2 separate regions of the Homo sapiens genome follow, and region 2 is linked to region 1. The links are chromatin loops, found by intact Hi-C in ENCODE. Cell type or tissue: thyroid gland. All regions are shown on one strand. Each heading gives the region's core, and the rest is flanking DNA. Links, peaks and the distances in the headings are about the cores only.

Region 1 (15,052 bases), core at 6,133-10,132:
TATCCATTTCTTCTAGATTTTCTAGTTTATTTGCATAAAGGTGTTTATAGTATTTGCTGATGGTAGTTTGTATTTCTGTGGGATCGGTGGTGATATCCTCTTTATCATTTTTTATTGCTATTTGATTTTTCTCTCTTTTCTTCTTTATTAGTCTTGCTAATGGTCTATCCATTTTGTTGATCTTTTCAAAAAACCAGCTCCTGGATTCATTGATTTTTTTGAAGGGTTTTTTGTGTCTCTGTCTCCTTCAGTTCTGCTCTGATCTTAGTTATTTCTTGCCTTCTGCTAGCTTTTGAATGTGTTTGCTCTTGCTTCTCTAGTTCTTTTAATTGTGATGTTAGGGTGTCCATTTTAGATCTTTCCTGCTTTCTCTTGTGAGCATTTAGTGCTATAAATTTCGCTCTACACCCTGCTTTAAATGTGTCCCAGAGATTCTGGTATGTTGTGTCTTTGTTCTCATTGGTTTCAAAGAACATCTTTATTTCTTCCTTCATTTCGTTATGTACCCAGTAGTCATTCAGGAGCAGGTTGTTCAGTTTCCATGTAGTTGAGCGGTTTTGAGTGAGTTTCTTAATCCTGAGTTCTAGTTTGATTGCACTGTGGTCTGAGAGACAGTTTGTTATAGTTTTTGTTCTTTTACCTTTGCTGAAGAGTGCTTTACTTCCAACTATGTGGTCCATTTTGGAATAAGTGTGATGTGGTGCTGAGAAGAATTTATATTCTGTTGATCTGGGGTGTAGAGTTCTGTAGATGTCTATTAGGTCCACTTGGTGCAGAGCTGAGTTCAATTCCTGGATATCCTTGTTAACTTTGTCTTGTTGATCTGTCTAATGTTGACAGTGGGGTGTTAAAGTCTCCCATTATTTTTGTGTGGGAGTCTAAGTCTCTTTGTAGGTCTCTAAGGACTTGCTTTATGAATATGGGTGCTCCTGTATTGGGTGCATATATATTTAGGATAGTTAGCTCTTCTTGTTGAATTGGTCCCTTTACCATTATGCAATGGCCTTCTTTGTCTCTTTTGATCTTTGTTGGTTTAAAGACTGTTTTATCAGAGACTAGGATTGCAACCCCTGCTTTTTTGTTTTCCATTTGCTTGATAGATCTTCCTCCATCCCTTTATTTTGAGCCTATGTGTGTCTCTGCACGTGAGACGGGTCTCTTGAATACAGCACATTGATGGGTCTTGACTCTTTATCCAATTTGCCAGTCTGTGTCTTTTAATTGGAGCATTTAGCCCATTTACATTTAAGTTTAATATTCTTATGTGTGAATTTGATCCTGTCATTATGATGTTAGCTGGTTATTTTGCTCGTTAGTTGATGCAGTTTCTTCCTAGCATTGATGGTCTTTATAATTTGGCACGTTTTTGCAGTGGCTGGTACCGGTTGTTCCTTTCCATATTTAGTGCTTCCTTCAGGACCTCTTGTAAGGCAGGCCTGGTGGTAACAAAACCTCTCAGCATTTGTTTGTCTGTAAAGGATTTTATTTCTCCTTCACTTGTGAAGCTTAGTTTGGCTGGATATGAAATTCTGGGTTGAAAATACTTTAAGAATGTTGAATATTGGCCCCCACTCTCTTCTGGCTTGTAGAGTTTCTGCCGAGAGATCCACTGTTAGTCTGATGGGCTTCCCTTTGTGGATAACCCAACCTTTCTCTCTGGCTGCCCTTAACATTTTTTCCTTCATTTCAACTTTGGTGAATCTGACAATTATGTGTCTTGGAGTTGCTCTTCTCAAGGAGTATCTTTGTGGCATTCTCTGTATTTCCTGAATTTGAATGTTGGCCTGCCTCACTAGGTTGGCGAAGTTCTCCTGGATAATATCCTGCAGAGTGTTTTCCAACTTGGTTCCATTCTCCCCGTCACTTTCAGGTACACCAATCAGACAGAGGTTTGGTCTTTTCACATAGTCTCATATTTCTTGGAGGCTTTGTTTGTTTCTTTTTACTCTTTTTTCTCTAAACTTCTCTTCTCACTTCATTTCATTCATTTGATCTTCAATCACTGATACCCTTTCTTCCACTTGATCAAATCAGCTACTGAAGCTTGTGCATGCGTCACGTAGTTCTCCTGCCATGGTTTTCAGCTCCATCAGGTCATTTAAGGACTTCTCTACACTGGTTATTCTAGTTAGCTATTCGTCTAACCTTTTTTCAAGGTTTTTAGCTTCTTTGCGATGGGTTCAAACATCCTCCTTTAGCTTGGAGAAGTTTGTTATTACCAATCATCTGAAGCTTACTTTCGTCAACTCACCAAAGTCATTCTCCTTCCAGCTTTGTTCCGTTGCTGGCAAGGAGCTGTGTTCCTTTGGAGGAGAAGAGGTGCTCTGATTTTTAGAATTTTCAGCTTTTCTGCTCTGGTTTCTCCCCATCTTTGTGGTTTTATCTACCTTTGGTCGTTGATGATGGTGACATACAGATGGGATTTTGGTGTGGATGTCCTTTCTGTTTGTTAGTTTTCTGTCTAACAGTCAGGACCCTCAGCTGCAGGTCTGTTGGAGTTTGCTGGAGGTCCACTCCCTGTTTGCCTGGGTATCACAAGTGGAGGCTGCAGAACAGCAAATATTGCAGAACAGCAAATGTTGCTGTCTGATCCTTCTTCTGGAAGCTTTGTCTCAGAGGGGCACCCGGCTGTATGGGGTGTCAGTCGGCCCCTACTGGGAAGTGTCTCCCAGTTAGGCTACTCGGGGGTCAGGGACCCACTTGAGGAGGCAGTCTGTCCATTCTCAGATCTCAAACTCTGTGCTGGGAGAAGCACTACTCTCTTCAAAGCTGTCAGACAGGGACGTTTAACTCTGCAGAAGTTTCTGCTGCCTTTTGTTCAGCTATGCCCTACCCCCAGAGGTGGAGTCTACAGAGGCAGGCAGGCTTCCTTGAGCTGTGGTGGGCTCCACTCAGTTCGAGTTTCCCGGCGGCTTTGTTTACCTACTCAAGCCTCAGCAATGGTGGACGCCCCTCCCCCAGCCTCGCTGCTGCCTTGCAGTTCAATCTCAGACTGCTGTGCAAGCAGTGAGCAAGGCTCCGTGGGCGTGGGACCCTCTGAGCCAGGCGAGGGATATAATCTCCTGGTGTGCCGTTTGCTAAGGCCATTGGAAAAGCACAGTATTAGGGTGGGAGTGTCTCGATTTTCCAGGTACCGTCTGTCACGGCTTCCCTTTGCTAGGAAAGGGAATTCCCCAACCCCTTGTGCTTCCCGGGTGTGGCAATGCCCCACCCTGCTCCATGGGCTGCACCCACTGTCTGACAAGCCCCAGTGAGATCAACCTGGTACCTCAATCGGAAATGCAGAAATCATCCGTCTAATGCGTCGCTTATGCTGGGAGCTGCAGACTGGAGCTTTTCCTATTCAGCCATCTTGGAACCTTTTTTTTTTTTTTTTTTTTTAAAGACAGAGTCTTGGTCTGTTTCCCAGGCTGGAGTGCAGTGGCACAATCTCAGCTCGCTGTAACCTCCGCCTCCCGGGTTCAAGCGATTCTCCTGCCTCAGCCTCCTGAGTAGCTGGGATTACAGGTGCCTACTATCACGCCCAGCTAATTTTTGTATTTTTAGTTGAGATGGGGTTTTACCATGTTGGTCAGGCTCGTTTCAAACTCCTGACTTCATGATCTCCCTGCCTTGTCCTCTCAAAGTGCTGGGATTACAGGTGTGAGCCACCACGCCTGGCTGCCAATATGTCTTTTGATTGGGAAGTTTAATCCATTTACATTTAAAGTAGTTACTGATAGGAAAGGACCTACTACTGCCATTTGGTTGTTTTCTGGATGTCTTATAGGTTTTTTGTGTCCCTCCTTTACTCTCTTACTATCTTTCTTTGTGTTTAATTGATTTTTTTTTGTAGTGATATGCTTTTATTTCTTTCTCATTTCCTTTTTTATCTATAGATATTTTATTTGTGGTTACCATTGCAATTACATAAAACATTTTAAAGTTATAGCATTCTATTTTAAACTAATAACAACTTCAATCACATGCAAAAACTCTACTCTTTTACAATTCCACCTCCCTCTCCCTGCTCTGATTGATGTCATGAATTCATCTTTATTTATTCATATAGATTTAAATGTTTAAATGTTTTTGTGATTTGAATTCTATGCACCAAAAGGATAATAGTACAAATTATTGTATTTATCCATGTGTTCACCTTCACTGAAGAACTTTATATTATCCTGTGGTTTTGTGTTGCTTTTTACTATCCTTTTGTTTTAACATAAAGTACTCCTTAATCTTTTTTATTTTAGAGCACATTTAATGGCAAAGAACTCCCTCAGTTTTTGTTTAACTGGAAAAGTGTTTATTTCTCCATTTTTGAATAACAGTTTTATCAAATACAATATTCTTTGTTGACAGTTTTTTTTTCTTTCAGCACTTTGAATGTATCCTCCCTCTGCCTTCTGGTCTGCAAAGTTACCACTGACAGATCCTCTCATAATCTTATGGAAGACCCCTTACATGAGACAAATTATTTTTCTCTCGCTGCTTTCAAGATTTTCTTTGTATTTGACTTTAGACAGTTATATAATTATAATATGTCTTGGTATGGTTCTCTGTTGATTTACCCCAGTTGGAGGTCTTTGAGATTCTTGAATTTTTAAGTCCATTGCTTTCCTCAAATTTGGGAAATGTTCAGCCATTATTTCTGTAAATAAACTCTTTGCCCCTTTCTCTCTCTTCTCTTTTGGAACTTACAAGTGCATATATTGATCTACTTGATAGTGGCCCATACATCCCTTAGGCTCTCCTTGCTCTTCTTTCTTTTTTTTTTCTTATCTGACTCTATGATTTCAAATGACCTCTCTTCAGGTTTGCCCAGTTTTTCTTCTGCCTGATCAAGTCTGCTGTCAAACCCCTCTTAAAAATTTGTCGGTTCAATTAAAGTGTATTTCAGCTCCAGAATGTCTGGTTTGTCCTTTTTAATAGTTTCTATCTCTTTGTTGATATTCTCACTTTGTTCATGCATCATTTCCTGATTTTTTTTTAAAGTCATCTATCTGTTCTCTTTTATCTCATTGAGCATCTTTATGACAACTATTTCGATGTTTTTTCTCAAGCAGCTCATAGATCTGTGTTTCCTTAAGATCAGTTTTGAAGTTTTTTATTTTGTTCCTTTGATTGGGCTACATTTTTCTGTTTCTTTGTAGCTAATTTTGTTTCATCTAGAAGGTCAGAAGCAAAAAATGCTTGCTAAGTCTGATTAAAAGAGCCCCAGTACCTTCAAGGCCTGTCTACTGTGGTACTGGAGTGATTATTTCTATCTTATCTTCTTTACAGCTTGGTCTGGAGAGCTGCCTTAGACTCTCCAATGAATCTATTCAAATAGCTGCCTCTGTTACCTTGACTTGTCTCAGATTCCGTTGACCCAAGATGGGTCCTGGCACTAGGAATATAAGACTGCTTCCATTATTTTGACTTGCTCCAGGTTAGGGAGAAGATTATGCAAGGCTCCTACTGACTGTGTTTTATTTCTAGCTTTGATGTCTGGGCACTGATTTCCCTAGGTTTAACTACTTGCTCCATGTTAAGGCCATGCTGTGGAAATCTGTCTGTGTGACTGTCATGCAGGCCTGTCTATGTGATTGTCAGGGAGAATTGGCCTGCCACAATAGGGCCTTCAGGAGGTGATTAAGTAATGAAGTCAGAGCCATCATGAATAGCATTAGGGCCTTTATAAAAGAGAAAGTTCATGGGTTTGCTCTCTGCTCTTCCACCATGTGAAGACACAGCCTTCATCTCCCTTTTTCTCTTCTACTGCTTCCACTATGTGAGGGGATAGTGTTCAGGCCACCATCTTGGAAGCAGAGATCAACCCTCAGAAGTGTGAGAAATAAACTTCTTTTGTTTAGAAATTACCCAGTCTCAGGCATTTTCAGTGAAAACTTCCATAGTGATGATTTCCAGCTTTAATTAGCTCATACTCTGTGCCCTGTCCTGCATGAAGTGTTTCATATGTGTTGTTCCACTCCATCCTCATAACATCCCTGTGATGTAGGTACTAGGTGGTGACGCTGCTGCTTTGCATTTGGGGTCACTGAAACTTACAGAGGTTTGTTAGCCTGCCCAATGTCAAAAACAGGAGGAGGCCAGGCACGGTGGCTCACACCTGTAATCCCAGCATTTTGGGAGGCTGAGGCGGGCAGATAGGTTGAGTCCAGGAGTTCAAGACCAGCCTGGGCAACATGGCAAAACCTCATCTCTACAAAACGAAAATAGAAAAAAACTAGCTGGACATGGTGGTACGCATGTAGAGCAGGTAAAATGGACTAAGACAAGCTTGCCAAACATCACCAATTTCCCTACACCTTTTACTGAAATCTTTTCTTGGCTTTATAATGGCTTGGGTGCTGTAGCTTCTCGGCTGGTCTCTGGAATTCTCACACAGGTGCTCTGGCCCATATATTGTTGTTAACCTTATGTCTCTGAGCAGAAGGAGGGCCGAGAGCTGTTTAGTCCATCATCTTGCTGACATCACTGTGCAATATATTTTGACGTGGTCGCTGCAACTGCTCTGTAGTCAAAGGCCCATCTATGAGAACTGAGCACCACATCGCCATCACAGTGGCCCCTCCTGCCCCTTCTCTTGCCCCAGTGGCCTCCTGCCACCCCTGTGGCCCCTGGTTCTCCTGCACACAGTGGCAGCCCGTTAGGTGCCGATTCCCCAAGGCTCATCTTCCCCAGGTGAGCTGCATCTCTTCTCTCCGCAGCACTCTGGCCCCCAGAAGCTTCTCCACATTGCCCAGGAGCTCCTGCACACCGAGGAGACCTATGTGAAGCGGCTGCACCTGCTGGACCAGGTAGCCCACATGGCTTGGGGGCAGTTTCAGTATCTCTTAGCATTGGCTGGGCATTATAGGTGCAGTGTGAATGACTTAAATACTAAAACTCAGACAAATTTAAGTCTGGTCTACAAACTTTTTTTTTTTTTTGAGACAAAGTCTCACTCTGTCACCCAAGCTGGAGTGCAGTGGCGCGATCTTGGCTCACTGCAACCTCCGCCTCTCCAGTTCAAGCAATTCTCCTGTCTCAGCCTCCCGAGTAGCTGGGACTACAGGCACATGCCACCACGCCCAGCTAATTTTTGTATTTATAGTAGAGACGGGGTTTCACCATATTTGTCAGGCTGGTCTTGAACTCCTGACCTCAGGTGATCCACCAGCCTCGGCCTCCCAAAGTCCTGGGATTACAGGCGTGAGCCACCACGCCCGTCCTAGAAACTTATTTTTTGTTTTCAGTGCTTGTAGCTCTGAGGAGAAGGCTTTGCCAAGTCACCTGTGGGACATTTCTTCTTGGCAGCTGCATGATCTGAGCATGTAAATGGCTTCTGGATGTTTTTCTGCATAAGTACTTGGGACAGGGTTTGCCACTCATCTCTATCCACATGACAACGTGGGGTTTATGAGCACAGGAAATAAAGCACCCATGGAAGCTGGGGTTTTGACAGACAGTGCTGCTGCTGTTTTTATCTCACGAGAAAGAAAAGGAAGTCTGAACCTTCCATTTCGCATGAGAGGTGGCTGAGGAAAGATGTCATTCCCTGTCCTCAGGCGACTGTCCCTGCCTCACCCACATTCGTAAGTCATAAGTGAGCTTGCATTAAGACCATGAGGTTGTCTGAACCAGTTGGATGAAAAGGGAGGACAATAATTCTGAAATTCATTAAGAAAACACAAGGTGGCAGCAGCGGCCCCTCCCGAGCGCCCTCACCTGTGGCCGAAGCGGGGCGGCAACTGTGCTCAGTGGAAGAGGCTCACTGGCCACACGTGGGCTTCTCTATGCTCAGGTTTTCTGCACCAGGCTGACGGATGCGGGGATCCCTCCAGAAGTCATCATGGGCATATTCTCTAACATCTCCTCCATCCACCGCTTCCACGGGCAGTTCCTGCTGCCGGAGCTGAAGACGCGGATCACGGAGGAGTGGTGAGTACCATCTGCGCATGCCCATGGGGCCCCTCAAGTGTTCTCTAGACCAGGGTTCATGTGCCTGAGAGCGAGGCAAGTGCTGGGGGACTGTCTCATGGTGGCTGGGCGCCTCCCTTCTCTGCACGGTCCTGGGTCCGATCCAGACTCCACCCCTTCCTGGTTGGTGACCTTGACCAGCCACTTACGGTCTCCAAGGCTTAGTTCCTGAGAAAGCAGATGATGCGGAATGAAGGGCTTTTAACGCCCCACTTGGGGCTCTGAAACTAAAATGAGGTTTGACATCTGGAAACACCACACAGTGGATAGTGCTAGTTGGTTTTCTTTTCCCTCCTAGCTTATACTCCACCTTTGTTTTAAAAATGCTGTTTTTCCCTCTCAACAGTGGACCTCAGATCCTCCTCCTGCTGTCCCTGTGGCCTGTCCCTCTGTCCCACTGCTGCTTCTGTTCATTAGCAGAGGGACAGCTCAGTGCAAGTCACAATTCATGAAACATCCCAGGCTGGCCCCCAGACTCATCAGTTCCCCACGTTGCGTGTTGCGTTTCCCCTCATTCTGGGTGCCGCTGCTGTTTGACTTAGGGTCTCTACTGCCTGTGCCCTTCGCAGGCCCGGCTTCCCTCTGCATCAGGAGCCTGGCCCTTCTGTGTCCCACCAGCCCGTTCTCCAAGCTGCAACCCAGGAGACCACAGAGGCTTGACTGGAATGGGAGGCCAGGGGGAGTCCCTTCACCTGTTGCTCAGGGAGGGGCTATGTCAATTTATAAATCTGTACAAGGACATGGTCCAGCTGCCGAACAGGTTTACATTGTGTCCCCGAGGCAGTCAGGACTGGATGCAGCCTTCTGGCTGACAAAAATCCATGCTTGGTAGAGACAGGTTTTCTCCTGCAAGGCCCTGGAGACTGCTAACTCATGAGTGCATGTGTGACCTCCTCTGCAACTTTTATAACAGCACAGGGGTCCAATGACTTAGCCACCCTGCCCTTTGGACATTTTTTTTTTTTAAACAGAGTCTCACTCTGTTGCCCAGGCTGGAGTGCAGTGGCGTGATCTCAGCTCACTGCAAGCTCTGCCTCCTGGGTTCACACCATTCCCCTGCCTCAGCCTCCCAAGTAGCTGGGACTGCAGGCGCCCGCCACCACACCCGGCTAATTATTTGTATTTTTTTTTAAGTAGAGACGGGGTTTCACCGTGTTGGCCAGGATGGTCTCGATCTCCTGACCTTGTGATCTGCCCATCTCAGCCTCCCAAGTGCTGGATTACAGGCATGAGCCACCACACCCAGCCTGGACCTTTAAATTAAATGTATAAGTGCAGTTCACAGTCATGCCTTAGTGATGGCTTTGTGCCTGTGGCTTTTTTCTTTCTTTTTGAAACAGTCCTAAGGTCAAAGACGATTAGTATATTTTTCTGTTTCTTGAAAATTATTTGCAAATCTCTGTCCAAAGCAGCTTTTTTCATTATCAGTACTACAAAGAGCTACTTTCCCCAGGACTTCACCAGCATTGGATAGAACCATTGTTTCTAATCTTTGCCCATTTAAAAGGAGCATAATGGTATTTTGTTGGTTCTCTTTGATAACTGTGGTTCATCATTCAAGCGATTCTGCTACTACTGCTATCTCCTGTGTCTGGGTCACTGGTTCTAAGCTTGCAGCTTGGACTTTTAACTGTTTTACAGGCATCTTTCATTTAATTGCCCAGTTACTATTTTCTACTCTACATGACATAGGGGAGGAAGCTAAGGCTCAGAGAGGGTGACCAATTTGCTCACCATCACACAGAGCTGGCCTCCACCCCACACCCCCCTGGTGGAGTTCATGTCCACTAACCTCAGAGTCCCCATTGCACCCAGCTATTTCTCTGATGATTCATTTCTCCACGAAGGGACACAAACCCACGGCTCGGGGACATCCTGCAGAAGCTGGCCCCATTCCTGAAGATGTACGGCGAGTATGTCAAGAACTTTGACCGAGCCGTAGGGCTGGTGAGCACGTGGACCCAGCGCTCCCCACTGTTTAAAGACGTCGTCCACAGCATCCAGGTAAGGCCGGCAGTGGGAGTGTGGACACAGATGTTCTCAAGATGCACAGAGCCTGGTGTTTTATTTTTTAAAAACATATGTATATATGTATATTTTACTCCAAAAAGTAACATGACATTACTAAAATTTTGGAACATAGAGAAAATTAGGAAAATTATGGGATGTGCCCAGATGTTCTGTTGATGCTTTGAGCCTTACAATAACTCCCAGAGATGAATCAGCATTCCCATCGGAAAATCGTGGCTCAAGAGGCTGTGCAAGCTACAGCATCACGAGCTATTATCTGATGGAACCTGAATTCAAAGGACAGTCTCTGATTGCACAGTGTCCCTCGATATCTAGTGCAGGCATTTTTGTTTAAATGTTACATTGCTTTTTTGTTTTTCGCTTTCTGCTAAGAGCCTCCTCACAGCCCTGGCTTCTCTTGTCTCCTATAGGGCTGGTCTCTTTCTTCTTGATTCACAAGGCTTTTATATGCTAAGAACATCAACTTCTTTCTGTCATGCATGTCACAGATTATTTTCCCCCATTGATCTTTTATTTTTTTATTTTATTTTTTTTTTTGAGACAGAGTCTCACTCTGTTGCCCAGGCTGGAGTGTAGTGGCACGATCTCGGCTCACTGCAACCTCTGCCTCCAGGGTTTACACCATTCTCCTGCCTCAGCCTCCCGAGTAGCTGGGAATACAGGCGCCCACCACCACGCCCAGCTAATTTTTTTGTATTTTTAGGAGAGATGGGGTTTCACTGTGTTAGCCAGGATGGTCTCGATCTCCTGACCTCATGATCCGCCCTCCTTGGCCTCTCAAAGTGCTGGGATTACAGGCGTGAGCCACCGCGCCCCGCCTGATCTTTTAACTTTATGGTGGTGTTTGCCATACAGAATTTTTTATTTTTTATTTTTATTCATTTATTTTTTAATTTTTTTTGAAACAGAGTCTCACTCTGTAGCCCAGGCTGGAGTGCAGTGGCGCGATCTCAGTTCACTGTAAGCTCCGCCTCCCAGGTTCACGCCATTCTCCTGCCTCAGCCTCCTGAGTAGCTGGGACTACAGGCGCCCGCCACCACGCCCGGCTAATTTTTTATATTTTTTAGTAGAGACGGGGTTTCACCATGTTAGCCAGGATGTCTCGATTTCCTGACCTTGTGATCCACCCACCTCGGCCTCCCAAAGTGCTAGGATTACAGGCGTGAGCCACCGCGCCTGGCCCAGAATTTTTTATTTTTAAGTAACTCCATTCACCACTTCTTAAAATGTAAAGCTTATTTTCAAATGCATTTCCCACTACCCAAGACTATATAACCCCATCTCTACTAAAAATACAAAAATTAGCTGGGCGTGACATGCCTATAGTCCCAGTTACTCTGAAGGCTGATTCAGGAGAATTGCTTGAACCGAGAGGCAGAGGTTGCAGTGAGCTGAGATCGCGCCTGCCATGTCCTGGATGACATCTGCCTGGGGACACTCGAGGCAGACACAGCCCCGGTTGCAGGCTAGCCACTGGTCTGTGCATCCCCTCATCCTAGGCAGATTGGGCACAGGGCCAGGCAGGCTGTGGGGAGGGCTCTCCGCCTGGACTCAGTACCATCCAGCCATTCCCTGAAGGTGACTTTGCCCCCCGGGGATCCCAGGCCATATCTTCACACATTGGGTGCACCCAGCATCTGGTGGGTGGGGTCTGGGGATGCTGCAAAACACGTTGCAGCAGACAGCATGGCCCACCGCAGAGAATTCTCCAACCCGAAGGTCCATAGTGCCCAGGCTGAGAAGACCTGGTGTGGAAAAAACAGGATCGCATGACAGTCAAGTTGCCCATGGCCTTTTGCAGGTTTCCTTCCTTTAATCAAAGGATATTTTAAACGTTAAACTTTTATTTTGAAATAACTTTAAACCTTTACAGGAAAGTTGCAAAAATGACATTGTTATGCATTATTAACATTTTGTCTGGCTTACTTTATTATTCCCTCTAAACTCATACAGATGATGATGACTTTTGAGCGTTTTGAAACTAAGTTGCAGACACCGTAACCCTTTATCACTAAACATGTGAACAAGGATATTCTCTTGCGTACTCCCAGCACAGTGATCAAAATCGGGGATTTTACACTGATGTCCTGGTGCTATCTACTCCGCAGCCCACACTCAGATGTCACCGATTGTCCCAATAACATTCTTGTTTTCTGATCCATAACCCAACCCAGGGCCACACATTGCGCTCATTATTGTATTTGTCCTCTTGGGTCTGGAACAGGCCTCTGTCCTTGTCTTTTTGAGGGGTGCAGCCTAGTTACTTGTAGACTGCCTGCTTGGGTTTTTCTGCTGTTTGTCCACAGTTTGATTGAGGCTGTGCCTTTTCCTGGAGTGAGGCTGTGCTCTTCTCCCTGCGTCCTGCCCGGTGACGCAGTCTCTGCATCCCATTCCTGGGGATATTCACTTGATAAAGGGCGTGTCTGTCAGGACTCTTCAGGTGAAGTTGGGTTTTTTCCCCTATTAAGTTTCTTGGCCGCTTGTGGTAGCTCACGCCTCTAATCCCAGCACTTTGGGAGGCCCAGGTGGGCGGATCACCTGAGGTCAGAAGTGCGAGACCAGTCTGGGCAACATAGTGAAACCCTATCTCTACTAAAAATACAAAAATTAGCTGGGTGTGGTGGCACACTCATACCTGTAATCCCAGCTACTTGGGAGGCTGAGACAGAATTGCTTGAGCCGGGGAGGCGGAGGCTGTAGTGAGCCAAGATCACTCCACTACACTCCAGGCTGGGCAACAGAGCAAGACTCCATCAAAAAAAAAAAAAAAGTTTTGGCCAGGCGCGATGGCTCACGCTTGTAATCCTAGCACTTTGGGAGACCGAGGTAGGCAGATCACAAGGTCAGGAGTTCGAGACCAGCCTGACCAATATAGTGAAACCCCATCTCTACTAAAAATACAAAAATTAGCCAGGTGTGGTGGTGTGCACCTGTAATCCCAGTTACTTAGGAGGCTGAGGCAGGAGAATTGCTTGAACCTGGGAGGCGGAGGTTGCAGTGAGCCGAGATCGCGCCATTGCACTCCAGCCCAGGCAACAGAGCGAGACTCCGTCTCAAAAAAAAAAAAGTTTCTTGTAGGGAGATACTTGGAGATTATGTGAATATCTTGACAGAAACAGTTGTTTTTATGAAGATTGTCGACTTGGGTTTCTCTCACCCTGTTGTATCCCAGGCATTTTTGAGCTCATCTGAGCTGGAAGCCGTTCTGTTCTGGGCCCTGAGCCAGGTGAGGGTGGTTGAGGCCCTTGAGTTGCTGGCAGGTGGGTGGGGAAGCTGGTGGACAGGACGACAAAGTCAGCAGGCCCTCACAGGCTGCCCAGTGGGCATCATCAGGGGAGGCAGAGGCAAAGTGGCCTGGGCAGGAGGACCCGATTGGGGAGCACAGAGGCGACAGGTGGGCAGCATTCAGCACACGTGTCTGGGGTTCAGATGCCAGATGGAGACATGGCAGCAAGGAGGTGCTGCAGGGTGCGAGGGGAGGCACAGGGAGCCGGTGAGCAGAGCTGGGTACACGTGGAGCGCGAGGGTCTCAGCACCTGATTGGAATACTGGTGCGTTTATATCGAGAGCGATCTGCAGAAGGACTCCCCGAGCTGCTTCTAGGCATAAGGACAAGCCCTGGCCCGATACCCAGTGGGGATGGTTGGGCGAAGCTCTGCCTGATTTCTCAGCAGAGGGGTCGAAGGAGCCCTGCTTAGGCCCACGGGTGGGTGAGAGTGGGGAAAAGCCACTCTTGACAGGAGGAGACAGTCCTGTCCAGGCATTTATTTTCTCCACCGAGGATGCGTATAAGAGAGCCAGCTCTGGGCCAAGGGCCAGCCTGCCTGGGGTTCCAGTTCTTGCTCCATTGGTCAGTCTCTCTGAGCCTCAGTTTCCCTCGTTGTAAAGTGTGGTCTGTGTCAGCCATGTCTTGAAGGACAGTCAGTTCTGGGCAGCCAGTTCCGGGCAGCTTCCTGGGGCTGTGGTGGCCAGAAGCCGGTGGGGCTGGCATCCACACACGTGTCCTTGGAGTGCCCAATGCTCCCTCTGTCCCCACAGAAGCAGGAGGTATGCGGGAACCTGACGCTGCAGCACCACATGCTGGAGCCCGTGCAGAGGGTCCCCCGGTACGAGCTGCTGCTCAAGGACTATCTGAAGAGGCTCCCGCAGGACGCCCCAGACCGGAAGGATGCGGAGAGTGAGCTGGGGCCAAGGGCTCCCAGGAGGGTGCAGGGGCACCTGCCAAGAACTCTGGGGGTGGGGAGAGAGGGAGAGAGAGAGTCGTGGGGTCATGGGGGTAGGGGAGAGAGAAACAGAGAGACCAGAGGGAAAGAGACAGAGACAGAGGCAGGGGAGGGAGAGAGATGGAGACAGGGAGAGAGATAGGGAGATGTCAGGGAAAGAGAGGGAGAGGGAGGGAGAAACAGAGGGGAGGAGAGAGAGACACACAGAGACAGAGGAAGGAGGGGGAGAGAGAGGGATGGAGAAACAGACAGAGGGGAGGAGAGAGAGACACACAGAGACAGAGGAAGGAGGGGGAGAGAGAGAGAAAGAGAGAGAACAAGTGAGCCCCCTAGCAGCCCAGGAAGGGACTTAGCATCTTTGAGGGCAGAGAAAAATCTCCCCTGCTTGAAGTATGCGGGTGGACATTGGTCTGGGGAAGGTGCTACTAAATGCTGGCCCTGTTCAGAGCTTAGGCCCCAGGAATGGGCCTCATAGGGCTGGTGGGGGCTGCTCCTGGTCCAAGGGCAGCAACTGGTGTGGCTGGCAGGCAGCCCGGACAGGCGTCTGTGCAGAATCGTGGGAGCCCCCTGCCTGGTATTGGCCCCAGAAGGGATGTGTCTGCAGGGTCAGAGGCAGGGTCACCCCCTTCCTCTGGGCCAGTCCTCTAGAGTAGCCCAGGCACCCTGGGAAAGGCTGAGGGCAGAGACAGATCCTCTCTCTGGAGGCAGCTGCCCTGGAGCCCCTCAGGCAAGCAAAAACGGAGCCACCGTGGCCCCAGGCTGAACACAGTCTTCTTCCTGCAGGGTCCTTGGAGCTCATCTCCACAGCCGCCAACCACTCCAATGCTGCCATTCGGAAAGTGGTGAGTGTG
Region 2 (15,052 bases), core at 7,295-11,294, 47 kb before region 1:
GTAGGTTACATTGGAAAAGGTGGCAATTTTCGCTTGTTTCAGGTGGCTTTGAGATCCTGTGTGGGCTCATTTTTCTGGGTGTCTGCGGCTGAGCAGGGCTTCTCCAGGGGGCGGGCTGGTGAGACCCTTCTGCAGAAGGAGGAGGTGACTGCCTGGTGTATACTTTGAAGAGGGGTTTTAATCAGCTTTCTGCCCCCTCCTGAGCACAGCCCAGTGGAGACTGAGCTGAAGAAAACCACCTTGGCAGTCCTCGCGGTGGGTCCTGGGACCCCCGGCTCGGGAACAGGATTCTCCAGGATACCTACTGAATGATTAAGTGCTGGGCTGGACTGTGATGAGACCTGTTTTATTTCTGGACTTCTCCACCCTTCCCCATTCTTCCCATTTCTTTTCAAATGGATGGGAAAGGAAAATAGTCTGCTTGAAAAAAAGAACACATATCATTGCCTGGGCGATTGCCATGGCAACGGGGACCCCATGTCGGATGCTGAGATTGTCTTTTCTTTTTGTTACCTTATTCTTGCCACTCGGCATTTCCCCTAAGTGTCACTTCTCATAAGGGAGAATATAAAACCAGGGCGAAAGCGGGTGCTTTGGAGCTGCTAGGCAGAAGTTTGAGGTTCATTAAGACCTCCAGTTCTTCGGATAGACATGGGCCGAAAGAGGCCGCAAGGCTGGCCGTGTCCCTTTTTGTAGTTCGTGCCTCTGGTCCTTGGGGATCCATGTTGTCCCGGCTCTTTGACTGCATGTTTCCTATGCTCTGTGTCTGTGAATTAGGGCAGTTAGAATGTTGTCATTTTCTGGGATGGCTGGGAAATACAGGTATCATTGCCTAAAATCAGTTTGAAGTGTAAACAATGAGTGCGTGTGTGTGTGTTACATCTATGTATGTGTGTGCACAGGATTTAATGTTGTGAACTATTAGGATGACAGCAAACTCCAGCCCCAGTGAGGTTGACCCTCTTTTTCATATTGTGCAGAAAGGTTAAACATTTCTCAACAGCAGGGAAACCTGGCTGCTTTCTGGCCACTGTCCATAGCTCTTCTTCCCAGGCCCTTGTGTTGGGGCAGGGGTGGTCAGCTGAAGGCCAGCTGGCTTTGGACACAACGCCTTCTCTGTGTTGTGCCCAGGGTCCCAGCTCATTCACTGAGAGTTAGCAGCTCACACCATCTGTTCTGGGATTGGGCTGTGTCCCAAGTATCCCTCCTCATCCTCAAACCTCAGGACTCACTGGGCAGAGGTTGGGCTGGGACTGGAGGCCTCAGTTTCCTTATCCGCAAAATGAGGGTTATGACAGCTCATCCCTTGGGCCTTTAGTTGGGCTCCTAGGGGACTGCAGGCTTCTTCAAGCCCATCGTGGTACTGGCTTTTCTCTGGACACCCCAGAGAGGGGGTCACACATGATCTGGGGGAGGTCAGAGCAGGATGCATCCTCCTGTCACCATGAAGCACATGTGCTGAGGGACTGGTGCCTGGAAAGGGGAGCAGTGTGGAAGGAAATCTGGCCTCATCCCGTGGACCAGTGCCTCAGTTTCTCCATTTGTAAATGGGGCTATGTGTCACCCACTGGTGGCTTGCTGTTGGGTGAAAGAGCTGAGGACTGCATTTTTGCTGTGTGTGACCTATATGGAAGCCTGTCATCCATGACAGTGTCTGACAAGCGCCTGCCAGTCTGCAGCGGGGCGTCCGTCCACTCTGGCTATGGGGACATGTGGGCCCATTTCCTCATCATCCCTGCGTGTCCCTTCCCAAGCTCATGAGCAACAGTGCTGACTCAGTCCTGCAGCATCAGTTCAGTCTTGGGGTGTCGTCATTCTCCAGGACATCCCAACGAGGGATATCCAGCAGCCTTCCTTGAGGGTCCCACCCTCAGGGACAGGATGGGTTTGGGTGGTAGCCATAGCTCCACAGTCTCAGGTTGCCCAGGGCCACCAGGCAGCGGCTCTTGGCCCTGAGTGTATCTGTGTGGTCCAAGAAGAGGCGAGGTGCTTGTGTGTGCAGAAATGTGCCAGGAAGGACAGGGGAGACTCAGGCTTCCTCCACAACACCCCTGTTCGAGTGTGCCAGTGAGGGGTGGGGCTCCCTTCTCCCACCACAACCCTCTGAGGAGCTCTCCCTGTCCTGCTGGCCAAGGAGCCCTGTGCCTACCGGCAGAGGCTCAACTAACCAACCAACTAACCAACAGCTGACCAACTAACCAACCAGCTAATTCATCAACTCCCTTTCTCTTCTCTGTTTTCTCCTTTTCCTCCTACTCCCTCCTTTTCCTCCCTTCCTTCCCCCCTCCCTTCTTTCCTTCCTCTTTTTTTTTTTCTTTTTCTCCTCCCTTCATCTGTTCACCTGTTATTCCAGGAAGGATCTGGTTCAGCATAGAGTGCAAAGGATAAAAAGAAGCAGGTGGGGCCAGGCACAGTGGCTTACGCCTGTAATCCCAGCACTTTGGGAGGCTGAGGCAGGTGGATCACGAGGTCAGGAGATCGAGACCATCCTGGCTAAGACGGTGAAAACCCGCCTCTACTAAAAATACAAAAAATTAGCCGGGCATGGTGGCGGGTGCTTGTAGTCCCAGCTACTCAGGAGGCTGAGGCAGGAGAATGGCTTGAACCCGGGAGGCAGAGGTTGCAGTGAGCTGAGATCGGGCCACTACACACTCCAGCCTGGGCGACAGAGCAAGATTCCATCTCAAAAAAAAAAAAAAGCAAATGGGTAAAAAGTAAGAGCAGGAAGAGCAGGTTGGATTTGCCAGACAGAACTTGTCATGGGGATGACGAAGTCTGAGGACACTGGGGAGGCTCCAGCCCCACGCAGCTTGGCAGTCCTTGCTCACAGAGGCCAGGACTGTTCCGTGCGGATTCTGGACTTGGACCAAAACTCCTGGGTCCCTGACTGATGGTGGGGAAAGAAGGGGGCAGGAGGGGTTCATTCAAGGCTGGCAAATGTAGCCCGAGTCCCTTCTGACCCCTGGTAGGGCCCTCATGAACTGTGGAGGCTGTGGTAGTCTGTGGCTAGGGTGCCTGGTGACATTTGGTCTAAAGAATTAAATCCAGTGCAGATGAGTCCACCCAGGAGGAATCTGTGGACGACAGCCCCTAAGTGACCTGGGGACGGCTCAGGGACAGTGCTGCCCTTTCTGCCTAGGCAGATGGAAATGGAGCCAGGGTCCTTGTTGTGCCACGTCCCCTGCGTCCAGCACTGGAGATTGGCTTCTCCCCAAGATCTGGCTGCCCCTGGCCTGCTTGGGCCCTGAAGAGAATGAGGAGAGGCAAGGGTGCCTAGGAGAAAGGTGGTAGAGGTGGTGGGAGCCCTGCAGGCTGAGGGTTGTGGCCAGGGGCTGCTGAGACACCAAGTTGCTCTGGGGGTCCCGCTCTAGGTCTAGTGTGTTCATGAGGGAATTCCAACCGGCCTTTAAGGAATGTGGGGCTTTTAGAAGGAAAATGGTATATAGCATACTAATATGTGCTTGTTGAATGAATACATGAAGAAGGCCTTTTATTTTTCTAGTTACTGATATCCAGTAATTCTAAGTATTCCTAGCTTGTCTTCTCTGGGTAAATTACTTTGCTTCTCAGAATATGCCAGCTAGACACAACCCATAAGGTAGAATTTTTCATTGAAATGTGTCTTACGTGGAACTTGTAACTTCCTAAAATAAAGTTGTGTAGCCAAACAGGATGGCTCATGCCTATAATCCCAACACTTTGAGAGGCCGAGATGGGTGGATGGCTTGAGTCCAGGAGTTCAAGACCAGGCTGGGCAACATTGTGAAATCCTTGTCTGCAAAAAATACACAAATAAGCCAGGTGTGGTGGCATGCGCCTGTAGTCCCAGCTACTCGGGAGACTGAGGTGGGAGGATTGCTTGAACCCAGAGGTTGAGGCTGCAGTGAGCTGTGATTGTGCCACTGCACTCTAGCCTGGGTGACAGAGCGAGACCCTGTCTCAAAAAAATTAATTAATTAATGAAAGTTGTGTAGATTTTGCCAGATGTAGGGTTGTGTCTGAGCACACTCATGTTCTTGGTCCTTGAAACACTGGTGCCTGAAGGATTCATGTAGCTGCGGAGGTGGTAAACTGAATGAATAAAACTGCTGGTCTTTGACCATGCAAAATAGGTGTAAAGTAGGCTTGGGGGGATCTCAGTCAGAAGACCCTGACTTTACGGCTGCAGAGAGGATGCCTCTGTCCCCCAGCTCCAGGGCAGACAAAATCTGAGGGTCTAAGATCTTCAGTGGCAAAAGGGGCATCTGGTTTTTTGACCCTCTCCCTGATCTTGCTTTTAAACAAGTTCCAAAATATTTTGTCTGCAAAACAAACTATGCTGCATAAGGAATAATTCGTGGCCCTAATTCATCCATTAGAGACCACACTTGACTCCCCAAGGGCTTCTTAATATCCCTGGTTTCCAACTCATGTGAGTCAATGCAGGGGGTGACCAGAGCACATCTCTGTTTATTTTCAAGTATGCAAAGGATATATACACATATCATTGTTGAAAGTCAATTTTTTTTTTTTTTTTTTTTGGAGATAGAGTCTTGCTCTGTCGCCCGGGCTGGAGTGCAGTGGCACGATCTCGGCTCACTGCAAGCTCCGCTTCCTGGCTTCACCCCATTCTCCTGCCTCAACCTCCCAAGTAGCTGGGACTACAGGCACCCGCCACCACGCCCGGCTAATTTTTTGTATTTTTTAGTAGAGACGGGGTTTCACCGTGTTAGCCAGGATGGTCTTGATCTCCTGACCTCGTGATCCGCCTGCCTCGCCCTTCCAAAGTGCTGGGATTACAGGTGTGAGCCACCGCGCCCGGCCCGAAAATCAAACTGTTTTAAAGCTGAAGGCCCCCCCATCCCATCCTCTACCCTCCAATCCTAAGGCCCTCCTTAACATTATGAAGGTTGAGCAAGTGTGGCTCAAATCTCTCCCTCCTTCCCCCTCTTTCTCCTTCTCTTCCTTCCTCACTCCCTCCCTTCTTTCTCTCTTTCCTTCTTTCTCTCCTTCCTTCCTTTTCTCTTTCCTTCCCTTTTTTCCTCCTTCCTTCATTCTTTCCCTTTTTTCTTCTTTAGAATAGTGCTGCTGTGATCACCCTTAGGTGCCTCCAGTTCTAAGCTTTCTGATTACTTCTTCCCCCGAGGTCCTCCAGCTCAGCATCTGCCCTTAAAGGAAACCTAAATAAACATGTGTTGTTGCATTCTGAATAGCCTCTGGTTGATCAGGAGCTTAGACTAAGGATTGAATAGTAAACGGTGGATCCAAGTGATTGTGAGAATACCACTTGGCAGAATGTGATGTCTGGATTGGACATGGAGTGCATAGGAAAGGACCCGCACCTCCCTGGGCATATGAGTGTTTCTGGTTGACGCTGTGCAGCTGCCGCATAACAATGCTGGAATTATCCTTTATTCAGGGCCTGATTGAGTGGGGGCGTGGCCACCCCTTTATTGCCTTATTTTTTAATGTATATCATTCTCTATTTACACATTGATAATTTTTTCCTACAGGGTAAAAAAAAAATGCACCAGATGCAGCACTTTTGTGTAAGTATAGACACATCAGGGCTCTTTGTTAAGGATAAGAAACAATCGCTTCCACTTCAGGCTCTAATGTTATCATAGCCAACTGCCAGAGCCGCTCTGTAATTACGTCTCCTGAGTGGAAAGCTCTCAAAATGCCACTTGGTCTAAGAGTTTGAAGCTGGGCTTGCCTCTCCACTTTGGCCAAGATGACTAAAGCATCACATATTTTTAAAGCAACTTTTAAGAAATGAGGTATAGTGAGTGATGACTAGCCAGCTTCTCGCTGCTCACACTGTAGCATTTTACACACATTTTCCCAGGGAGCCCCCAGGAACTTGGTGTCCAGGGATATTTTCCCCATGTTGGGGTGAAGGGGCTCACACAATGTCACCTGCACACGGGCCTCACAGTTCCAGATCTGGGCTTGTCCACTCTCCCAGCTGCCTGCCTGGGAGGAAGGCAGGTAAAGTTAAGGGCAGTGCCAAGGTTTAGGAAATATTGTCTGCCTTTGGACCAAATGTAATTTCAATTTAAAGTAACCTAGAAAATGTTTTGCAAAAAATGTGTTTTCAGAAAGCAGAATTACACTCAGTATCCCTTCTTTTTTTGGTTTCTCAACCACATCTTTCATTAGAGAGATTTAGGACAGCTAAGTAGAAATTAAATTTTCCATATGTAAACAGACATGGAGACAGCTGGCTTTCACTGGGCAATAGTTCCCGGCTGGGAATCTCCAATGAACAACTTCGATTCTTGTATTTTTAAACAGGTTGGCTTTCCTCCCAAATGCAAATATAATGTTCTACGTAGAAATTTATATGTTACTGAGAAGCATCAAGAAGCAAATGAAAATTCCCGGAAGCTCACCACCCAGAGACGGTCACTCTCAGGGTTTCACACAGCCTCTCTGCCAGGAGCTTTCATTTCCTTGGGTCTTGTCTATTGTTAGGTCACATGTTGAGTAGGATTTGTCTTGGAGCCTGAACGCTGACAAAGGTGCACCACCCTTGGACCCCATCCAAAGCCACACAGGAATGACTACTCTGGTCCCACCCACTTCCTGCCCTAGCTAGTGTGGTATTTTTGTGGCTTTCCCCTGTCTTGTCAGAAGAATGAGAGTAACTCAACATGGGCACTTTGTCCAATCCTTGGGTCTCAAGGGTTCTGGGAAGGATCCAAGAGCTGTGGTTCTCGGTTCCCAAAAGCAGGCAGGTGATTGGAGAAGCAGCCGGGCTCTGAGTCCTGTGCCCGTGTGGCCCAAGTGACTGGCTGTGACCCTAATAAGTGAGCAGAAGGGCAGGGGCCGGGGTCACCTTGCACAGGAAGTGGCAGCCATGAGGGTCTCTGCAGGCCAGAGCTGCTCCTTCCTCAGGGGCCATCTCCCAAGGATTCTTGTGTCCTAGGAGCCGCTCAGCAAATGGTTGTTGACTGACTGAGTGACCGCACTTTGGCCTCTCTGAACCTCAGTGTCCTGGTCATTGAATGGGACTCTTACTTCCAAGCTCTTTACTCCCCTGAGCCCTGGCCTCCTGGTTCCCCTTTGTCCTGCACCTTGGGCTGTGTCCTAGAGACCAGCCACCTCAGCTGCATCTTGCTAGGCTCTGAGTATCGTGGCCTTGACATTTCCTCCACCTCTCTGAACCACAGCTTTGTCTTCTGGAAAAGGAGAAATTAGAGGATGCTTGGAGCATCGTTGCCTGCATTCATGGAACTCACGGTCTGCCTGGAGAGTGATGGCGATATGGTGTCTATGTGTCCGAGAGCCAGCTGCACCCAGAGGGAAGCTCTAAAGCTGGTGTGGTCAGGTGGCCAAGGAGCAGAGGGAACAGACGTGAGAGGCAAGGCCCGTGAGGGTAGGGAGAGGTGCTCCCAATCATTGTAGAGGCCAGGAATGAGGCTGGGAGGCTGCAAGGGCCAGGTTCCAGCCGGGCCAACTCTGAGATGACGCTGAGGATTCCAGCTTTACTGTGAGTCACTTGTAGGCTCACTGCTTCTCTTAAGAGGCAAGGGATGGCCAGGCACGGTGGCTCACACCTGTAATCCCAGCACTTTGGGAGGCTGAGGTGGGCGGATCACCTGAGGTCAGGAGTTCGAGACCAGCCTGACCAACATGGAGAAACCCCATCTCTACTAAAAAAATACAAAATTAGCCAGGCATGGTGGTGCATGCCTGTAATCCCAGCTACCCGGGAGGCTGAGGCAGCCTGGGCAAAGAGAGCAAAACTCCCTCTCAAAAATAAAAATAAAAATAAATAGAGCCAAGGGATGCCACTAGCTAGTTGTTTAATTAAACTTTTTATTTTGAAATGACTGTATAGACACATAAGAGATAATGCAGAGATACTGTGGGCCTTTACCCGGGATTTCCCAGTGGTAACAGCTTGCAAAACGATATAGGACCATATCATAGCTCGGACCTTGACACTGGTACAGTCAAGACACAGAGCAGCACCAGCACAGGGAGCCTCCTGTGGCCCTTTGATGTCCACCTGCTCCCTGCCTGCCCCTGACAGCAGCCAATCTGTTCTCTGTTTCTACAATTTTGTCATTTTGAGAATGTTATATAAACGGAGTCATATAGCATGTAATCTTTTGAAATTATCTTTCTTCCACCAGCATAATCCCTTGGGATTCCTCTAAGGGAATTCATGCAGGGGAATCATCACACATCTAGGCTGCTGTGTGTGTCAATAGTGTTTCCTTGTTATTGCTGAGTGCTGTTGTGTGGCATGGATGTACCACAGTTAATGTGTAAATGACAACATAGTTTTCATTTCCATGTCTGCATGTTCATTGCCAGTATATACAAATTAAAGTGATTTTTGTGACTTGATTTTGTATCCCTGACCTTGCTAAATTCACATACTAGTTCTGGGAGTTTTGTTTGTTTGTTTGTTTGTTTGTTTTCGCTTCTTGGCATTTTCTTTGTAGACAGTCATGTCATTTGCAAACATGGACAATTTTATTTCTTCCTTTCTGCTCAGCATGCATTTTCGTTTCTGTTCTTGTTTTATTGCACTGGCTAGAACCTTCTCCACTGTGTTGAATAAGAGTGGTGACAGCAGGCATCCTTGCCTTGTTCTCACTTTGGGGGACTATTATGGGCCTGACTATGTCCCTGCAAAATACATGTTGAAGCCCTAATCCCCAGTACCTCCGAATGTAACTGTGTTGGAGACAGGGCCTTTAAAGAGGTAACAAAGTTAAAATGAGGTGCTGAGAGTGGGTGCTGATCTGTCATGACTGGTGTCCAAAAAGAAGAGCTGAGGACTCACAGAGGGACAACCACGTGAGGACACAAGGATATGATGGCTGCCTACAAGCCAGGGAGAGAGGCCTCAGGAGAAACCAACCCTGCCAACACCTTGATCTCAGAGTTCCAGCCTCCTGGAATGTGAGAAAGTAAATTTTTGACTTTTCAGCCACCTAGCCAGTGGGACTTTGTTATAATAACCAGGATAAACTAAGACACTGCCTTCCAGAGTACCACAGGGCACCTCTGTTCTGACTTCAGAAACTAGTTCTGCCTGTCTTTGAACTTCATCTAACAGTCTTTTGTGTCTGGCTTTGAGATCCATCCATATAATTGCTTTCTTTCTTTTTTTTTTTTTTTTTGAAGACAGAGCCTTGCTCTGTCTCCCAGTCTGGAGTGCAGTGGTGCAATGATAGCTCACTGCAACCTTGACCTCCGGGGCTCAAGCAGTCTCCTGCCTCAGCCTCTGAGTAGTTGGGACTACAGGCACATGCCACCATACCCAGCTCTACATCATTGTTATATCAGTGGCTTACTCCTTTTTATTGCTGGATCCTGTTCCATCCATATTATGGCTGCACCACACTTTGCTTATTACGCATTCTCCAGTTGTCAGACACTTGAAATTGTTTCCAGCTTTGAGTTATGAATACAGCTGTTCTGCACATTTGTGTACAGGTCTTTGTGTGGACAGATGTTTTCTTTCCTCTTGGGTAGATACCTAGAAGTGCAATTGCTGGGTCATAGAGAAGGTGTATATTTAACTTTGTGAGAAAATGCCAAACAGTTTTCCAAAGTGGTTGTACAATTTTCTGCTTCCACCAGCATGAGAGTTTCACACTGAGAGTTACGTTTGCTCCACATCCTTGCCAGCAGGTGGCATTGTCAGTCTTTTTCACTGTAGCGGTTCAGATGGGGCTGTAATCATTCCTCAGTGTGGTTTTTAGTTTCCCTGATGGCAGGCAGTGTTGCCCACCAGCTCATATACTTATTGTCTATTTAGGTAACTTAAGTCAAGTATATGTTCCAGTTTTTTTTTCTCATTTTAAAAATGGAATCGTTTGTCTTTTTTTTTCATTGATTTGTAGGAATCTTTTTGTATTCTGGACACAAATCTTTTATCAGATATATGTATTGCAAATGTTTTCTCCCAATCTGTGATTTGTCTTTGAAATTTTCTTTTCTTTTTTTTTTTTTTTTTTTGAGACAGAGTCTCGCTCTGTTGCCCAGGCTGGAGTGCAGCAGTAGCATGATCTCTGCTCACTGCAGCCTCCACTTCCCAGGTTCAAGTGATTCTCCTGCCTCAGCCTCCAGAGTAGTTGGGAGTACAGGCGTGCACCACTATGCCCAGCTAATTTTTGTATTTTTGTAGAGATGAAGTTTCACTATGTAGGCCAGCCTGGTCTTGAACTCCCGACCTCAGGTGATCTGCCCACCTCAGCCTCCCAAAGTAGTGGGAATACAGGCCACTGCACCCGGCCGCCTTTGAAATTTTTAAAAAATATTTAATTTTTTTTTTTTTTGAGACAGGGTCTCATTCTGCCACCCAGGCTGGAGTGCAGTGGCATGATCTCGGCTCACTGCAACCTCCACCTCCCAGGTTCAAGTGATTCTCCTGTCTCAGTCTCCCGAGTAGCTGGGATTACAGGTGCGCACCACCATGCCCAGGTAATTTTTGTATTTTTAGTAGAGACAGGGTTTCTCTATATTGGCCAGGCTGGTCTCCAACTCCTGACTTCAGGTGACCCACCCTCCTTGGCCTTCCAAAGTGCTGAGATTACAGGCATGAGCCACCTTGCCCGGCCTTAAAGACTTAATTTTTTTATAGCAGTTTTACATTCACAGGAAAATTGAGAGAAAAGTACAGAGATTTCCCATATATTCCCTGACCCCACATATTCAGAGACACTCTCTTTATCAACATCCTCCCCAGAGGAGACATTTGTTACAATTGATGAACCTGCACTGACACATCATTATCACTTGGAGTCTATATGTGGCTGGCCTTTTCACGTTCCTAATGGTGCCTTTTGATAAGCAGAAGTTTTCTATGTTGATGAAACATATTTTCAGGTTGAAGAAGTTGTTTATAAAGTTTTTTTTGTGTGTGGCTTAGTGCCTTTTATACTCTAAGAAATCATTACCAACCACAAATTCATGAATATTTTCACCTATGTGTTTTTAGAAGCTTTACAGTTTTAGCATTCACAATTAAGGTTTGGATTCATTTCTAGCTATTTTCTGTGTATAGTGTGAGTAAGCAGTCAAGGTTTGTATTTTGGTACGGCTATCTAAATGTTCCATTACTATTTGTTGAAAGGACGTATCTTTCCCTATTGATATGTACTGGCACCTTCATTGAAAATCAATTGAACAAATGAATGAAAATCTATTAGTTCATTGATTTCCATTGATTTATCCTTATGTCAATACCACATTGTCTTGCTTTTGAAATTTATTTTATTTTATTATTTATTTAGTTTTGAAATGGAGTCTCGCTCTGTCGCCCAGGCTGGAGTGCAGTGGCATGATCTTGGCTCACTGCAACCTCCACCTCCCAGGTTCAAGCAATTCTCCTGCCTTAGCCTCTCCAGTAGCTGGGACTACAGGTGCCTGCCGCCATGCCTGGCTAATTTTTTGTATTTTTAGTGGAGACGGGGTTTCACCGTGCTGCCCAGGCTGGTCGTGAACTCCTGACCTCAGGCAATCCGCCCACCTTGGCCTCCCAAAGTGCTGGGATTATATGCGTGAACCACTGCGCCCAGTCAAAATTTATTGTATTATAGTAATTATTTTATTAATGAAAATAATTACTATAATAAAATTATTTTAGTTAATAAAATATAATTACTATAGTAAGTCTTGAAATAGGGTAATTGGTTGAACTAGTTCTCTGTTGTTGGACCTTCAGCACATCTCTGACATTGGGCAAGGCTCGGTGGGTGGCTCATGCCTGTAAATCCCAGCACTTTGCAGGGCTGAGGTAGAAGGATCGCTTGAGCCTGGGAGTTCAAGGTCAGCCTGGGAAACATAGCCAGAGTCCGTCTCTGCAAATAATAAAAACTTAGCCAGGCATAGTGCCACACACCTGTGGTCCCAGATACTCAGGAGGCTGAGATGGGAGGATCCCTCGAGCACAGGAGGTCGAGGCTACAGTGAGTCATGATCGGTCCAGTGCATTTCAGCCTGGGCAACAGAGGGAAACTCAGTCTCAAAAAAAAAAAAAAAAAAAAAATCAGCCCTAATAAGACTGTATAAAATGTCCTTGCTCATTTGTGTGGGTGTTTTGGAAGGTCGATGGCTGAAGCGAGTGTCCCTTATGTCTGCATGTCCCATGTCCTTGTGTCCCCATGCCCCCATGTTTCCAAGACCACACGTCCCCACGTCCCCTGTACCCCCATGCCCTCATTTCTCTATGTCCATGTGGCTCCACATTCCTCATGTCTGCGTGTTCTCATTCCTCATGTCCCCATAACCTCCACATCTCCATATTCTTCATGTCCCCGTATCCCTCACGTCCCCGAGTCCCTGTGTTCCCATGTCTCCATATCCCCATGTCTCCATGTCCTCATGCCCCATATCTCCATATTCTTCATGTTTCCATGTCCTCTTTCCCCATTTTCTCATGTCATGTCCCTGTGTCTTCATGTCTTCATGTCCCTATGTCTTCAGGTTCCCATGTCCACTTATCCTCACATCCCCATGTCTCCATGACCTCCACTTCCCATGCTCTCATGTCCCAAAATGCCCATATCCTCATGTCCTCTACGTCCTGTTGTCATGTCTGCATGTCTGCATGTCTCCATATCCCTCGTGTCCCCAAGTCCCCCATCCCCATGTCCTCATTCCCCCATGAGGACCCCTCCTATCCCCACGTCCTCATGTCACCCATAAACCAGCCCAGAGCAGAGTTTGCCTTATGCTGTGTGCTTGGTAAATATGAGCTGCCTTCCTCCTTAAACCTTCCATTCAAAGGCTGCAGAATAACCATGGGTAAGATGGCTTCCCTGAAAAAATGCACCCCAGGTGTCACTACTAGACGTCAGATGGACACTTTCCCCCACAGCGGATAAACTGGTAGCAACCCTGGGAAGGAATGGGGTGTAACAGCCAGGGCCAGCTGGGTGCCGTAACAGTCCCAGGCTTAGTCATAGTGCAGTGCTGGCAATGGGAGAGTTGTGGGGGCTCTGTTCCTTGTAGTCAGATGGGGAGCACTCACCCACCAGGACAGAGGCCCAGGGAGAGCACTCATCCACCAGGGAAGAGCCCCTAGGCCAGCTGAGAGAAATTAGGCCAGGGGCTGCTGAACAGGGTAGAGCCCCTGGGCTTCCCTCCTGGTAAGTGGGTGTTCCCCCTTGGCCTCTCTCCCAGTGGGTGATCCCCCCGGGCCTCTCTCCTGGTGGGTGGGCCCTCCACCCAGGCCTCTCTCCTGGTGATTGGGTGCTCCCCCTGGGGCTCTCTCCTGGTGAGTGGGTGCTCTTCCAGGCCTCTCTCCTAGTGGGGTGCTCCCCCTGGGCCTCTCTCCTGGTGGGCGGGCACTCCCCCTGGCTGACAGTTCTCTGCCCATAGGCTCTCTCCATCCTGGCCTCTGTGGTCCCACACAGGCCCCTCTGGGTCCTGGACTTCAGAGCTCCTCTCCCTGGCCATGGCCAGCTTTCCTGGAAGACAGGACTGGGGGTCCCTGGGACAAAGCAGGAGTCCTGGGGAAACCCCCTTTCTCATCAGAGGCACCCACCCCTCATGAAGTGAGCCACCTGGGGGAGGATGAGCAGCACCCTTGAGGGACAGGCTAAGGGACACTGGAGGCACAGGGCCTTCTCTGCAGAGCCTCTGACTCCACAAAGTTATTCAAGGGCTTTGAGATTGAATAGCACCAATGGATTGTCACTGTGGTCCCCAGGAGCCCTCCATGGTCACCAGGAGTCCTCCGGGGTAGAGGACTCATTTGAGCCATTGGAACATGAGTGAAATAATTGGTCAGAGAAATTGGAATATGTGTTGATACTTCCTGGTGGTTGCTTCTCCACTGTGGGCTGATCCCACCATTCCCCAACTTCAGGTCACCCTTGCCCTTTTTCATGATGAAAATACTACATCACTTTAAAACAATAGGAAACACTTAACTCTTTAGTTTTGATGGGTCAGTATTGGGGTGTGGCTTGGCTATGGCTTGGGGACCTCTCATGAGGCTACAGATGGTGGCTGGGGCTGCAGTGTCATCTGAAGGCCTGACTGAAACTGAGGATCATTTTCAAGGTGACTCATTCACACATCACAAGTTGTTGCTGGCTGTTGGCCTGGGGCCTTAGTTCCTCTCCGCATGGGCCTCTCTGCAGGGCTGCTTGAGCATCCTCATAACATGGCAGCCAGCTCCCCCACAGTGAGTGATTCAGCAAGGAAAGGCAAAAGCTGCAGTGTTATGTATGGCCTGGCCTTGGAAGTCACCTTCATCATTTCTGTAATGTCCTATTGTACAGTAGTGTCCACAGGTCAGCTCTATTCACAGTGGGAGAGGCAGATAACCAGCATTTGATGATCACTGGGCCATTGGGGGGCAGGCTGCCAAAAACATGTTTCTTTTTGAATGATGTCACTCCCAGGTGGAGGCACCACTTCCTCCCACTCACCCCAACCAGGGACGACAGGACACTTGGCCTCAGTTCTACTTTCAAGCCACAAACCCCTCCCCATCCTCTTTTTGTTCCTTACCTACCACAACCCCTCACCTTTCAGGTCACCACAGCCAGCCTGCTGCTGTGCTGCCAGAATTTATCATGACCCTCTTAGGACGACAGTTGTGTATTCCTAGTGTACCTGGGTTTGTGTCCCTGGTCCTAATGGGACCCCACTGCTGGCCTTCTGGCACAGGGGACCTCTGTAGAGGAGAAGGCTGAACCAGGTGGTGGTGGCAGGCACTGCTGTCCTTCCTGGCCTGGGCTGGAAGCATCTGGATGGTCCAGGGCTGCCTCCTCAGGGGGCAGGAGCCAAGACTCCAGGGCCCCGGCATTGACAGCACAGCAACGGTGATTCAGATGTTGGTGGCTGGGATCCCTTGAGTACCTACCATAGGCAAAGCCCTCATTTCTCACAAAAACTCCACCACATGCATCCCACATTTTCTCCATTTCATGGAGGAAGAATGGAGTCTTCAAGAAGTTCATCAGTGTCCGGGCATGGTGGCTCATGCCTGTAATCCCAGCACTTTAGGAGGCCGAGGCAGACAGATCACCTGAGGTCAGGAGTTGAGACCAGCCTGGCTAACATGGTGAAACCCAGTCTCTATTAAAAATAC

Evidence for each region. Peaks named below come from ENCODE experiments on the same cell type or tissue, not always from the same donor. Only the 100,000 strongest peaks of a DNase experiment are listed, where the experiment ranks them.
Region 2: a loop joins it to region 1, with 3 times the contacts of the local background. A loop is called at or near these places in 14 of 110 quality-filtered maps.

Annotation. Positions count from the first base shown.
Region 1 is chr9:92,996,230-93,011,281 of GRCh38, forward strand. FGD3 (FYVE, RhoGEF and PH domain containing 3) reads left to right here. Exons shown (of 18, transcript NM_001083536.2): 4 at 6,696-6,785; 5 at 7,772-7,908; 6 at 9,795-9,951; 7 at 14,017-14,155; 8 at 14,985-15,043. It overlaps LOC101927954 (a long non-coding RNA gene), which reads right to left. Exons shown (of 3, transcript NR_121565.1): 3 at 11,886-14,208. Among named protein-coding and RNA genes, the nearest start is that of SUSD3, 55 kb to the right of the region's middle. RefSeq lists a silencer at 7,538-7,832. In thyroid gland, for the core only: a CTCF peak has its summit at 7,673 (motif pointing right); DNase peaks (open chromatin) are centred at 7,282, 7,732, 8,022 and 8,702; H3K4me3 peaks cover 585 bases; H3K27ac peaks cover 3,056 bases.
Region 2 is chr9:92,947,734-92,962,785 of GRCh38, forward strand. The region is part of intron 1 of FGD3 (FYVE, RhoGEF and PH domain containing 3); the gene reads left to right. Among named protein-coding and RNA genes, the nearest start is that of FGD3, 7.7 kb to the left of the region's middle. RefSeq lists an enhancer at 6,347-6,446. In thyroid gland, for the core only: a CTCF peak has its summit at 9,626 (motif pointing right); a DNase peak (open chromatin) is centred at 9,644.